Regions from separate parts of the Homo sapiens genome. Here region 1 is linked to region 2. The links are chromatin contacts, found by Hi-C or POLR2A ChIA-PET in ENCODE. All regions are on one chromosome and are shown on one strand. The core of a region is the stretch at or near the end of the contact, and the rest is flanking DNA. Distances in the headings are between cores, read along the strand shown. Region 1 overlaps NPEPPS (aminopeptidase puromycin sensitive). Region 2 overlaps KPNB1 (karyopherin subunit beta 1).

Region 1 (7,089 bases), core at 2,677-5,176, 38 kb after region 2:
GCGTGAGCCACCGCGCCTGGCCTGTTTATTTTAAAATTAATTGTTTTTTTTTGAGAGGGAATCTTGCTCTGTTACCCAGGCTGGAGTGCAGTGGTGCAATCTCAGCTCACTGCAACCTCTGCCTCCTGGGTTCAAGTAGATTCTCTCACCTCAGACTCCCGAGTAGCTGGGATTATAGGCATGCACCACCACACCGACTAATTTTTGTATTTTTAGCAGAGACGGGGTTTCGCCATGTTGGCCAGGCTGGTCTTGATCTCCTGACCTCAGGTAATCCACCTGCCTTGGTAAGTGTTGGGATTACAAGCATGAGCCACTGTGCCCGGCCCACTTGCTTTTATTTAATAACTTGCTAAAAAATAAAAACAAAAAACATTAGCACTTACATGTGGCTCCATGATGTCTTTCTGGTAATTCTGGAAACTTTTTGGGTTATAGAATTTGAAGAATCTATTTAGAGCTATAGAACTCCTCTTAATCCTCCCCAAGTTGTACTCAACAGATTTATTCCTTGCTCCCTAAAACCTATCCTTAGAAATTGCAAGTTGAGAATTCACCCCACCACTGCCCACTGTTCCAAAAAGCTTTACTGAATCTCATTAATGAAAAATAATGTAAAACTCTCCATAGGAGGCATTAACATACTTGTTTCTTCCAAACCTTCTGATTTCCACTAAAATTTGTAACCAAAATATATTAGGAAAAAGTAATTAAGCTTTAATGCTATTGCCTGGCCCAGTCTAACTATGATCTTTTAATTGTGGAGACATGGCAGTTCCCTGAAAGACCACAGCCTTTGGAGACTAGCAAACCTGGCTTGATCACTGGTTGATAGTTATTTTGCTGTATTAATTTGCCTTACTTTTCTGAGTCTGCATTCTCATCTGTAAAATGGGTGTATGACTTATGATAGGGAGCTATTTGAAAAACAAAACATCTGACACAGAAAAGGCTGAATTAAAACCTTTAGAGACCCAAAGCAGCAGGGCTATTGTGCCCAAATCACTCAAGGTATTGGTAGGAAAGAACACAAACTGAGGAAGGTTTAATAAAGGACTATTTACAGAGACATGGACAGAGTGCAGGAAAATCAATGAAGAATAATGGCGTAATCCAGGGCTGGTAACTAAGTCCTTTTTTTTTTTTTTTTTTTTTTTTTTGAGACAGTCTCGCTCTGTTGCCCAGGCTGGAGTGCAGTGGCACGATCTCAGCTCACTGCAGCCTCTGCCTCCCAGGCTCAAGCAATTCTTGTGCCTCAGCCTCTCAAGTAGCTGGTATTACAGACATGCATCACCATGCTTGGCCAATTTTTGTATTTTTAGTAGAAACAGGGGTTTCATCATGTTGACCAGGCTGGTCTGAAACTCCTGACCTCAGGTGATCTGTCTACCTCAGCCTCCCAAAGTGCTGGGATTACAGGTGTGAGTGACCGCACCCAGCTTGAGTCTTCTTTTTTTTTTTTGGAGACGGAGTTTCACTCTTGTTGCCCAGGCTGGAGTGCAGTGGCACGGTCTTGGCTCACTGCAACCTCTGCCTCCTGGGTTCTGGCAATTCTCCTGCCTCAGCCTCCCGAGTAGCTGGGATTACAGGCATGCGCCACCATGCCCAGCTAATTTTTGTATTTTTAGTAGAGACGGGGTTTCACCATGTTGGCCAGGCTGGTCTTGAATTCTTGACCTCAGGTGATCTACCCGTCTCGGCCTCCCAAAGTGCTGGGATTACAAGCGTGAGCCACCGCACCCAGCTCTCGAGTTCTCCTTTCTTTCTATTCCTAGATGTGAAGGAGCAAAGAGAAGGAGCCAGAAGCTAGAGGGGGCTGCTTGGTAAGAGCTGTGGTCTTTGCTAAAGGGACACAGACAACCCATGTGACCTGGCAATGAGAAAGCCAGAGTACTCTGACCATCTCTTCCTTATATCTTCTCATCTTCTTTGGATATTAATAATTGGATAAACAGAAGCTGAAGTCAGAGGGCAAGGGAGCCATTCATGCTGCAGTCCATGTGGGTCAGCACCCGCTGGGGTCCAGAGTGGGATGAAGAGGGGTTCTGAAAGGCAAATGGAAGACATCTAGTATAACCTCTCCCTGAACGTAATTCAAACTACTTAACTATTATTACAGACAAAAATCACATGTATGCTGAAAGTAAAATAACCTGTTTCCAGAATTTCTGATTGCAAAATTCTGAGTTCTTCAATTAAACCTGCATTTTTCTCAGTCTTTTTGGTGCCCCTGCTTCACTGGTGCCTTAAGAACATTTGAGAGCCTAAGGGCAGCCCTGAGCATGGTGCCTGAACTAGGGTGCCTCAAAACTAGGGACTGAGGAAGTCTCAAGTTCATTCCTGAATGCTGACTATAAGAGTCTCTGAGAGAGTTTTGAGAATGTAGAACTGATTTAGAATGAATCTCAGGATTTTTCTGTTAAGATCTATAAATTAGGAATTAAGGAACTGGATTTTTTTTGAATTTGAAAAATCCTATGATAGTATAACTTTGCATAAGCCTACTGAATGATAGGAAAGTTTTTAGTTTCTTATCAAAGAAAGAGAATAAAGTGAATCAGGACATCAGTTTCACATTGACATTTTTATTAACGCCAACTGTTTTTTAATTATTTTTTTAAAACAATAGCACAAAAATGTTTCAAGGAAGCAGTCTCACAATCTGATGACCTTCTGAAATACCGTTAAGCCACACCAAATATGAATTTCTGTTAATAACACAAAATATTTTTTTAAGAAAAAAAGAAAAAAAAGGTAGGGAAAGAAGAAGGGAATGAGATTTAGATTTAAAACTCATTGGATTAAATAGGTGAGGCTTATTAGGATATACTGTTGAAGCAAACAGTGGCACACACAGGCTTACAGTCTTTGTTTTTTAAACCAGTTACCACTAATGTATTAAGCCCTGCAGCAGTTACCACTGACTTCTCGCACGCATAAAATGAACCGGGAGAAGCCAGTGTTGATACTGTTGTGAAGAGGTTCAAGAGCTGGCTTTTCAGACAACTAAGACCATTTTTAGCAGAATAACTCCTTCAGAAAGGCCTGGCTGAAGATCTTTTTATTTCTATTGTCTCACCTATATAAATTTCAGGGTTCTTATAAGTCATCTTTAAAAAGAAAAAAATAATGTATATCAGTTTCTCTTATTTAATGTGGCTATGAAAGATGTTTCCTTATTATTTCTTCATCTCTAAGAAGGACACCAGGGAATGGGGGTTGGGGGTGGAACTAAAGGGAGGAAAAAAACCAGAACAGGGTAGGTTTTTGTTTTTTGCTTTTTGTTTTTTTTTGGCCAAGGGGTCGGTCACACAGAAGGGAAGGCAAGGAGGAAAACTAAACTACAATCCTTGGTTCAGATTGAGTTATGCAGGAATATATCTTCCTGATCAGTCCCCGTGCCAAAAAAAAAAAAAGCCACTTGGAATTATGCACTGACTCCAACTATGTGATACCAGCTATCAGCCTTTTGTGTTTAACCATTCCCAGAAATGGACACCACCCTTGGCTTTATAGGCTCCTTGCAGAACCCACTTCACAAAAATGCTCTTCACCAAGAAGCCTCTAGTTTCCTTTTGGTAGGTTATAAAAACAGAACATCTGTCATTAACAGTAGAGTGTTAAATACTTTTAACCACTGACAAGGCTTCAGAAAGTTTCACAGTTTCGTTATGCTCTATTTTATTACTATCATATTTACATTTTTATTTTTTATTTATTTTTTGCTGAATTGCTGATTTTCCTTTTTCAATAGAATTTAATTCTGGAGTGTGAGCAGGAACCAGTTAACTACATTCATTGTCCAACCCCCACTGGTTTGAAAGAAGACTCCAAATTCTTGGCATATGAATCAGCTGTTCGGTAGCTCCACCTTATCCCTGCAGCGAAGCAGCAGAACCGCCAATGGCGGCACCTCAGGATTCACACTGTGGGTGGTGAGGCCTTCCGCTGAAGGAGGTACTGGTGGATGCTCTCAGCATCTCGCTTTAGCCAGGCAGCATTCAGCAGAATATTTTCACAACACTGCTGGATGGTACGCTCAGCTGAAGGAGCTGGGTGACTCTCGAAGAAAGCCTGGTATAAAACAACCCAGAATGCAGGATCATTACTAGCAATAAGAAGTTAATATTACAGGTTATGAAAAAATACCCACTGGTCTATATGAAGGATGCATAATCTTCAGGCATGAGAATTTACCACTGCCACCCTCAGGCTAAAAGAAAACAAGCAACTCCTTGGACCTGCATATAGGAATTCTCCCCTTAATTATATGCTTAACAACCTAATCAAAAGTTAATAAAGAGACAGAACCTACTGCCTTTCTTTTAGGCTAATTGTGTAGTGGTAAATATAGTCTTTGGAATGAAGACTTGGAACCTGAATCCAGGCTTAGTCATGTACTAGCTTGTGACTGTGAGAAAATTAACTGCTCTAAGTCTCAGTTTTCTCAACTATGAGAAAATATCTACTCCAGAAGATTAAAGAGACAATCCATATAAACATTTGACAAAATACCTAGCACAGAGTACTTAAGGATTCAACACATTTTGGCTGCTTCAAATAAAGATTAATTTGTAAGGGATGATAATACAAAGAAGTTTAAATTGCTGCTATGCCCTAATAATTTAACACCCCATGGTCTTTTTTTTTTTTTTTTTTTTGAGACAGGGTCTCACTCTGTTGCCCAGGCTAGAGTGCAATGAAACGATCATGGCTCATCACAGCCTCAACCTTCTGGGCTCAAGTAAACCTCCCACCTTAACTTCCTGGGTAGCTGGGACCACAAGCGTGCACTCCCAGGCCAAATTGTTTTTTCCTTTTTGTAGAGATGGGGTCCTACCATGTTGCCCAGACTGGTCTTGAACTCTTGAACTCAAGCAATCCTCCCACCTCAGCCTCCCAAAATGCTGGAATTACAGGAATCCAACATTTTTAATACAGTAAACCAAACAATTTCTAAGTTTACAATTTATCACAATGCTTAATGATTAAAAGTTGAATAAACTTTTCTAATGCAGTACACCTGGTTTCACAGAAAACAAAGCAACTCTTAAACACCAGCTGGCAAAATGATAGGGCTTTTCCTTTGAATTAGTCACCACAGGTGTGAAAGACAGAATGACTAATCCATCTGATTAAACATAGACCTTTTAGAAATCAATAACCTTATTTACACAGATGACAATTGCTACTGTTCCAAGGCTCCTAATCATGGTTCAGTTCTCAGGGCCTCAAGTCTTTTTCCATTCCATCGCAGAGTAGTACCAACATTTATACACCAGAAACCTGGGGATTATCCTGGCTTGTTTTTCTTCCTCTCCCAGATATGCTCACAACAGAGAAGCCAATCAATAAATATTGTTGAACTAAATGGTTAACAAATTCAAGCCCCTGAATCTCCATTATTCCATCTCCTCCACTACTGCCACTACCCTACTGTAAGCTATTCTATCATTCTTGCTAGGAGAGTTAGCTTCCCAACATCTTCTCTTCCCCATTCCAAACTATTATCCACATTGCAGCCAGACTGAAATTTTTATAACACAAATCAGATCAAGGCACTGCCTTGTTTATAAACCATTCGAAGGCTTTCCATTTTTAGGACTTTTTTTTTTTTTTTTTTTTTTGAGACAGGAGTCTCGCTCTGTCACCCAGGCTGGAGTGCAATGGCACGATCTCAGCTCACTGCAACCTCCACCTCCCGGGCTCAAGCAATTCTCCTGCCTCAGCCTCCCGAGTAGCTGGGATTAGAGGCGTGCACCACCATGTCCAGCTAATTTGGGGTTTCACCATGTTGCCCGGGCTGGTCTTGAAGTCCTGACCTCAGGTGATCCACCCACCTCGGCCTCCCAAAGTGCTGAGATTACAGATGTGAGCTACCATGCCTGGCCATTTTTAGGAAATTCTTAATATGGCCTATACAGCCCTGCATGATGTCTTTCTCTAAACAAAAACACAGAGATGCTACAGTACATTATCCCAACACTATAATTACAACCAGGTTATTGTTTTTACTTACTAGACTGAAAAGTGAAGAGTAAACAGTATTTTCCTTACCTTAACCTCTCCAGCCATTTTATCAACTGCAAATCCCTCAACTGATAGCTGCAAAACAATGGTTTTAAACAGTAAGTGAAACCAAGAGGCTGAGAACAAACTTCCATTTACCCTAAAAATAAATCATTCTGTTCTCTGCCAACTTCAGTCTGTTATAAAGGATGTGTGATGGGAGATGGAGAAGTCCTTAAATAAAGCCAGTAACTATTTAAGGAAACTTTTTTTTTTTTGAGACGGAGTTTCACACTTGTTGCCCAGGCTGGAGTGCAATGACCTCATCTCGGCTCACCACAACCTCTGCCTCCCAGGTTCAAGCGATTCTCCTGCCTCAGCCTCCCAAGTAGCTGGGATTACAGGCACACACCACCACGCTCAGCTAATTTTTGTATTTTTAGTAGGGACAGGATTTCACCATGTTGGCCAGGATAGTCTCGAACTCCCGACCTCAGGTGATCTGCCCACCTCGGCGTCCCAAAGTGCTGGTATTACAGGCGTGAGCCACTGCACCTGGCCACAGGAAACATTTAAAGAGCAAAGACCACAATGTATGGGTGTAGTGAATCATGGATGTCACTAAATAATATCCATGATTAGCAAGCTACTCAAAGTTTTTCACATACCTTTATTAGTCTGGATATTAAGAATCCTCCCTGGTATCGGTTATAAAGTTCTTCCCAGTTGTCCTTTATGAATTTCCAAGCAGCTTTCCTACCATGCTTGCTGCCTCCAGCTACTCCACCAATTACCGATACAGTGTCCTGTGGACGTACCTCTTCCTAAAAAAAGAAAGAGAGCTAAAAGTCTAGTGTATCAAAAACATATTCTGGTACCAGAAAGTGCACCATACTGTGACACTGAAGTAATCACACTGAAGACACTTATTCCTTGTTTTAGGAATAACTGGAACCAGAAGTTCTCAGCAAAGAAGATAATGTTTAAGCTAAAGATAACCAAAATGAGAATGAGGTACTGAGACAGGTTCAGACAGACAGACTGCTCAACAGATACTTGCTTAGGAGCCTATAGGTTTAA
Region 2 (6,957 bases), core at 3,688-6,187:
CAACAGAACATCAAATAGTTGATGGGCTGCGAAGTTCCTTCCATGGAAAGTTTCCACAGTTTACTCTTAGTAAGGTTCCACAGCTTACCTACCTATATTTGGAAGGTAACTCACCTGTTTAGTTAGTGTCTGTGTGAGGATTGGAACCAGATACTGTAGTGCTCCCTTCGCATAAAACTTGCTGGTGTGCTCAGGGGGCCGTCCTTGTTCTGCTGCCTGAGGAGAAACAAAGCAAATTCTAGACAAAAGCAACCGAGCTCTGTATACTAAAGGCATACAATGAGAGCCGAACAGGGATCTCTTAACAGAAACAGAAACATACAAGGACAAATGGTAACATACAATGTGATCTTGGAAAGTGCTAATTTTTTGGTCTACTTCAGTGAGAATCTTTTAGGCCATATAATATAGGTCCAAGGCAACATTAAGTATAACTTTTTTTTCATAAGTTCAATTCATATGGACAACCTGATATTTCAGTGTTCCTTGGATCAACACACACTCAGTTTGCCTAAAGATGCCAAAAAAAACCTTTTTATTTTTGTCCTGAAATAAAAGTGTGTAAAGACCAAGCTGGAAACAAAACTTGAATTCAAAGATCCCAAGTACAGAACTCCCCATTCTCTTCCATATCTGACTCTTTCACCAGAGTTAGTAAAGTATCAATTATACATCCTAGGCTTGCATTAGGACTTCCAAAAGGAAATAATTCAGCATCAGGCATCACCTTGGTAAACTGCGACAGCCTGCTGCCCCCTTGTGTTCACAGTGATAATACCACTATTTACGATCAATCATGCCTGACTGCTTGGCAAGAACGTGAGCCCTCATTACTGATGTGCCTCCTTCATGAAGGGCTCTGGCTAGCAGAAAAATCAAAATCTCTGCCAATGGAGATACCCTCTAAACCCAGACAGAATAAAGTTCTCCTAGAAGGGGAACATCATCCACAAATGAGATATGTCCCAAAGCGTATTCAGAGTAATAGTTCTCCCCAGCTCACCTCTGAAGCTTCAATGGCCAAATCCATTTCCTCATCACAGACATTGGACCAGAATTCTATCCCTTGTAAAGCCACCTCATCAATGTCACTTTTCATTGCTTCGATTGTGATCTTAAGAAGAAAAACACCCCAGGCCCCAAATAAGTACTGATTCAAGTGAGTCCCTGCCCCAACCCGGCTTTAACCACAGACATGCAAATTTCAGAAATGTAACTATAAAAAGGAAGCTAGGCTTGAAAGAAAAGATAGGAAAAGAAAGATTTTCTTTTCTTTTTTTTTTTTTTGGTGATGGGGTCTCACTCTGTCACACAGGCTGGAGTACAGCAGCACAATCTCAGCTTACTGCAACCTCCACCTCCCAGGCTCAAACAAACCTCCCACCCCAGCCTCCTCCATAGGTGGGACCACAAGTGCATGCCACCTCACCCAGCTTATTTTTGTATTTTTTGTAGAGGCGGGGTTTCACCATATTGCCTAGGCTGGTCTCAAACTCCTGGACTCAAGCGATCTGTCAGTCTCAGCCTCCCAAACTGCTGGGATTACAGGCGTGAGCCACCATGCCCAGCCTCAGATTTTCAAAATGCAGGTTGTTTCTTTTTTCTTTTTGAGACAGAGTCTCGCTTTCTGGCCCAGGTTGGAGTGCAATGGCGTGATCTTGGCTCACTGCACCCTCCGTCTCCTGGGTTCAAGCGATTCTCCAGCCTCAGCCTCCAGAGTAGCTGGGATTACAGGCACGTGCCACCACGTTCAGCTAATTTTTGTGTTTTCAGTATAGACGGGGTTTCACCATATTGGCCAGGCTGGTCTCGAACTCCTGACCTCAGGTGATCTGCCCACCTCAGCCTTCCAAAGTGCTGGGATTACAGGCGTTAGCCACCGGGCCTGACCTCAAAATGAAGGTCTTTTACCCACACAAAGTTAGCACCAGTTTTCTTGGCACACCACTGATGAGCTTAAACCGAACAGTCTCGAGGAATTTCCTTGATTCCATAGTATTAAGTAAAATATTACAGAATTGGCAAAATAGCGACTAAGGATGATGGGCTCTGTAATTAGCCACAAGCTCAAATCACATAAATAGAAATACTTACTGCAAAAAGAGCAGGACCCATATATGTCTCCATGTACTGATAATATAAGGACATTATCTTCACCAGATTCTGTAAAGCAGCCACTCGTACCTTTTATGAACAGCAGATCAGATAGTTTACTAAAATAACAACGCAATCTGACAAAGTTAGATTCACTCAAATGGGCCAATAATCCTAAGGATTAATTGAGGTAAATATGGGATACGTTATCATTTCCCTAAAATTCATTCTCTCCCTTTAATTCCCTCATTATCTGTTCCTTTATTTTCCCATTTTGTCTCTCTTTTTCGGGGAAGGGACAGAGTTCCGCTCCTGTTGCCCAGGCTGGAGTGCAGTGGCATGATCTTGGCTCACTGCAACCTCTGCCTCCCCGATTCAAGCAATTCTCGTGCCTCAGCCTTCCAAGTAGCTGGGACTACAGGTGCCCGCCACCATGCCCGGCTAATTTTTTGTATTTTTAGTAGAGACGGGGTTTTGCTATGTTGACCAGGCTCATCTCGAACTCCTGAGCTCAGACAATCCACTCACCTCGGCCACCTAAAGTGCTAGGATTAAAGGTGTGAGCCACTGCGCCCGGCCATTTTTCTCTTTTTTTTTTTTTTGAGACAGTCTTCTTGCTCTGTCGCCCTGGTGCAAGTATAGTGGCCATGATCACGGCTCACTGCAGCCTCAACCACCAGGCTCAAGCAATCCTCCCACTTCAGCCTCCCACGTAGCTAGGACTACAGGCTCGCCCCATCACGCACAGCTAATCTTTGTGGACATGGAGTTTCGCCATGTTGCCCAGACTGGTCTCCAACTCCTGGGCTCAAGTGATCCTCTGGCCTCGGTCTCCCAAAGTGCTGGTATTATAGGTGTGAGCCACCACAGCCAGTCCTTTTTTTTTTTGAGATGGAGTCTCCCAGGCTGGAGTGCAGTGGTGTGATCTCAGCTCACTACAACCTCCGCCTCCCGGGTTCAAGCAATTCTCCTGCCTCAGCCTCCTGAGTAGCTGGATTACAGACATGCGCCTGTAAAGTGTTGGGATTACAGGCGTAAGCCACCGCGCCTGGCCTCAGTCTTTTTTTTTGCATTAAAGGTGCGTGTGGAACCCATGGTACGGCTAAATTCACTAATACTATTCAGACTGAAGATATTACTTCTATCTTCTTGAAGGGTCAGGTTTTGGGTATAGCAATAGCAAAGCTGCTTTAATGGCTACAGGGGAAAACAATCACTTGAATAACCTATGGCAATAAAGTAGCAAAGCTGATCAAAAACCTTTTCTCCCTTAACTGTTTGTGTATATATATTTTTTAGTAGAAATGGCTTGAATAACCTACGGCAATGAAGTAGCGAAGCTGATCGAAAACCTTTTCTCCCTTAACTGTTTATTTGTGTATACATATTTTTTAGTAGAGATGGTGTCACTATGTTGCCCAGTTTGGTCTCCAACTCCTGACCTCAGTGATCCTCCTGCTTTGGCCTCCCAAATTGCTGGGATTATAGTGTGAGCCACCACACTGGCACCTTAAACCTTTTTTAAGAGGATGGCAACTTCCATGACAATTCTTCCCTCTTCTCTAATGTTTTTATTAATTATCATTATTATTTTTTGAGATGGAGTCTGTTTGCAGTGGCATGATCTTGGCTCACTGCAACCTCCACCTCCCAGGTTCAAGCGATTCTTGTACCTCAGCCTCCCCAGCAGCTGGGACTACAGGCACGTGCCACCACACCCAGCTAATTTTTTTTTATTTTTAGTAGAGACAGGGTTTCACCATGTTGGCCAGACTGGTATGAAACTCCTAACCTCAGGTGAACTGCCTGCCATGGCCTCCCTAAGTGCTGGGATTACAGGTGTGAGCCACCATGCCCAGCCAGAATATTAATTATTAGTAACAATATTAATCAAACCTTATTGCTGAAGTCAACTGATTCCCAGTATTTCAAACTTATATTAGATTTGACATTTCCTAAGAAAGATGTAAGACAGATTTTTCATATAACCTCACACTTACCCTCGTATCTGGACACTGTGTGGCTTCACAGACCACCTGCATAATAAAGTGCCTTTCAGACTGTAGGAGGAATAAAAATAAAGAGAATTAGGAGAGCATAACCTGTACGTAGGAAGATTTCCAGACTCCCTCTACAAGGAAAACCTCTCACTCCCCCTCAGGGCCCCACACAGCCCTGCCTGGTACAATCAAGCCACTCTCCCTTGAGATGGTACAGCACTATAAAGGCTATAAAGAGTTTACCTTCGGTGTCTGCTATGTGACTTGCCCTCCAATGAGGTCCCTAATCTTTTAATCTCCAAAATGACCACTAACAAAGACTTCAGGGAGGAAACAGAAAAATGTAGGTCACAAGTTTTAAATAAAAATGGTTAAAAGATAAAAATTTACATGTAGGAAAATCAGTTTCCTTATATAAGAGAATTCAAAACATCTGCTTTATTTCAGAGACCAAATTTGTTTTCTGAGAGGTAGCAAATTCACATCAAATGTGGTGAGAAAAGGGAGAATGAACTTTATGTGCTACCCTCCTAAATCTTCCAAAATCTATTAAGGAAAAATCCAGTTTTCTAATCAATTAGAATTGCCATTTGCTCTGGGGTTTCAGACCTTTCCAAAGTCAAGAAATGGTAAAAACCCAGCTGAAGTGTCAACAAACATATATACAGAAATACTTTCAGACCATGACCCTGGCAATTTTACTTGTCGGTATTTACCCTAAAGAACTGAAAGCAGAGTCTCAAAGATACACATGCATGCCCATGTTCATAGCAGCATTACCCACAATAGCCAAAAGGTGGATGCAAACCAAATGGCCATGGATGGAAGACTAGATAAACAAAATGTGGCATATACATATAATGGAATATTAATCACCCTTAAAAAGCCAATTTTGACAAATGCTACCCCTTAGATGAATCTCGAGGACATCATACTAAGTAAAACAAACCAGTCGCAAAAAGACAAATATGATTCCACTTACGTAAGGTATTTCGTTAGAGTAGTAAAATACATAGAAACTGAAAGTAAAATGGTCGTTACCAGTGGCTGAGAAAGGGGGAAATGAGGAGTTGTTGTTCAGTATGTACAGTTTCAGTTTTGCAAGATGAAAAAGTTCTGGAGATTGTTTCCACAGCAATGTGAATCTACTTAACTAACTATACATTTAAAAATGATTTAAGATGGTAAATTTTATGTTATTCATTGCATTTTCAGCCAAAATGTTTACATATATATTATACATACACATACATATACATATATATATATTTTTTTTTTTTGGAGACAGAGTCTTGCACTGTTGCCCAGGCTGAAGTACAGTGGTGAAATCTTGAGCCTTGAACTCCCAGGCTCAAGTGATCCTCCCACCTCAGCTTCCCAAGTAGCTGGGATTACAGGCATGTGCCAAAGCACCTGGCTATATATCCTGTTTCTTAAAAACACCTTCCTAAGGTGGTATGAAACAGACCAATTGCTATAATTTTTATTTATTTCATTTTTCATTATTTTTTTTCCATTATAAGCCCTGTAAACACAAGAGCTCACAAAACTGGTTAACAACTCAGTTGTTCTTCTCCACAGAAATTTTTTTAGAGACAGGGTTTTGTTACGTTGCACAGGCTAGTCTCAAACTCCTGGCTTCAAGTGATCCTCTTGCCTTGGTGGCCCAAAGTGTTGGGATTACTGGATGTGAGCCCCAGCACCCGGCCTCCACAAAATCTTTAGTACAAGGCAAAAGATTCACACAATCTTAAAAGAAACCAAAGTAAACCAACATATATAGTACATACCATAATTTCTTTCTTTTATTTTTTTTATTTTTTATTTTTTTTGAGACAGTCTTGCTCTGTCGCCCAGGCTGGAATACAGTGCTGCAATCTCGGCTCACTGCAACCTCTGCCTCCCAGGTTCAAGTGATTCTCCTGCCTCAGCCTCCTGAGTAGCTGGGATTACAGGCGCACGCCACCACACCCGGCTAATTTTTTTGTATTTTTAGTAGAGATGGGGTTTCACCATGTTCGTCAGGCTGGTCTCAAACTCCTGACCTGATGATCCACCCGCCTCAGCCTCCCAAAGTGCTGGGATTACAGGCTTAAGCCACATCGCCCAGCCTATTCCTTTCTTTTTTTTAAGGGACGATATCTGACTTTGTTGCCCAGGCTGGCCTTGAATAACTGGACTCAAGCAATCCTCCCGCCTTAGCCTCTGAAGTAGCTGGAGTACCAGTATGCACCACCATGCCCTATAATTTAAAAAAACCCAACAACATTCCACACTTTGGACTGCAAAAGGAAAAACCTAAGCTTAGAAACACTTTATTTCCAAAAGCATGATGAGAAACGGCAAACACTCCATGGGGATATCTCACACAATACGAACTCGACTAAACTGGAAACAAATACTTTTAAGTAGGTGGTACTTTCTAAACCATAAACTTAAGAAAACAAAACAAAAAACTTTCATTCAACTCTTTCATCCCTTACTGTCTGAATCTATACCTTATTGTCAAAAAACTTACCTCTTTATCAAAGTTTGCTTTGGTGAACTCCAATGAGTTCAGGAGTGCATTCGTAGCAGCTAGCTTCACATTATTACTAGGCTCTTCTTTCCTCATCCCCTGGATTATGGCAGTCAGAATCTCATTGGATTTATCTTGTAGCTGCTCTGGGTCCTGTAACAAGCAGAGAAGTGCAATGAATATACAGTCAGCCCTCTGCAGCCATGGGTTCCACATCTGTGGATTCAAACAACTATGGATTGAAAATATTTAGAGGAAAAAAAATGGATGGTTGCATCTGTACTGCACCAAAAGGTGCATGTACACCTTTTTTTCTTGTCATCATTCCCTTAATACAGTATACCA

What was found. A loop is a pair of places that touch in the nucleus more often than their neighbours do. ChIA-PET counts read pairs that join two places held with the same protein, here RNA polymerase II (POLR2A). Pooled maps may share reads with other maps.
Region 1: a loop to region 2 is called in a pooled map, with 8 times the contacts of the local background. The contact joins two enhancer-like sites. A Hi-C loop is called at or near these places in 2 of 168 maps with a recorded cell type or tissue (HepG2 and lower leg skin) and 10 of 50 pooled maps. POLR2A ChIA-PET finds 5 or more read pairs at or near these places in 22 of 52 experiments (A549, AG04449, BJ and 18 more).

The regions. Positions count from the first base shown.
Region 1 is chr17:47,618,753-47,625,841 of GRCh38, reverse strand. NPEPPS (aminopeptidase puromycin sensitive) reads right to left here. Exons shown (of 23, transcript NM_006310.4): 21 at 6,678-6,833; 22 at 6,058-6,105; 23 at 2,566-4,074. The coding sequence ends at 3,922. It overlaps KPNB1-DT (KPNB1 divergent transcript), which reads left to right. Exons shown (of 4, transcript NR_171700.1): 4 at 3,755-4,315. Among named protein-coding and RNA genes, the nearest start is that of KPNB1-DT, 27 kb to the left of the region's middle. Within about 2 kb of position 3,926, at least 18 of the 41 ENCODE cell types and tissues checked have a DNase peak (open chromatin) inside an H3K27ac peak, as active enhancers do.
Region 2 is chr17:47,658,316-47,665,272 of GRCh38, reverse strand. KPNB1 (karyopherin subunit beta 1) reads right to left here. Exons shown (of 22, transcript NM_002265.6): 5 at 6,613-6,765; 6 at 4,095-4,154; 7 at 2,095-2,184; 8 at 1,004-1,114; 9 at 115-216. Among named protein-coding and RNA genes, the nearest start is that of KPNB1, 12 kb to the right of the region's middle. RefSeq lists enhancers at 1,365-1,434, 4,966-5,115. Within about 2 kb of position 4,937, at least 7 of the 41 ENCODE cell types and tissues checked have a DNase peak (open chromatin) inside an H3K27ac peak, as active enhancers do.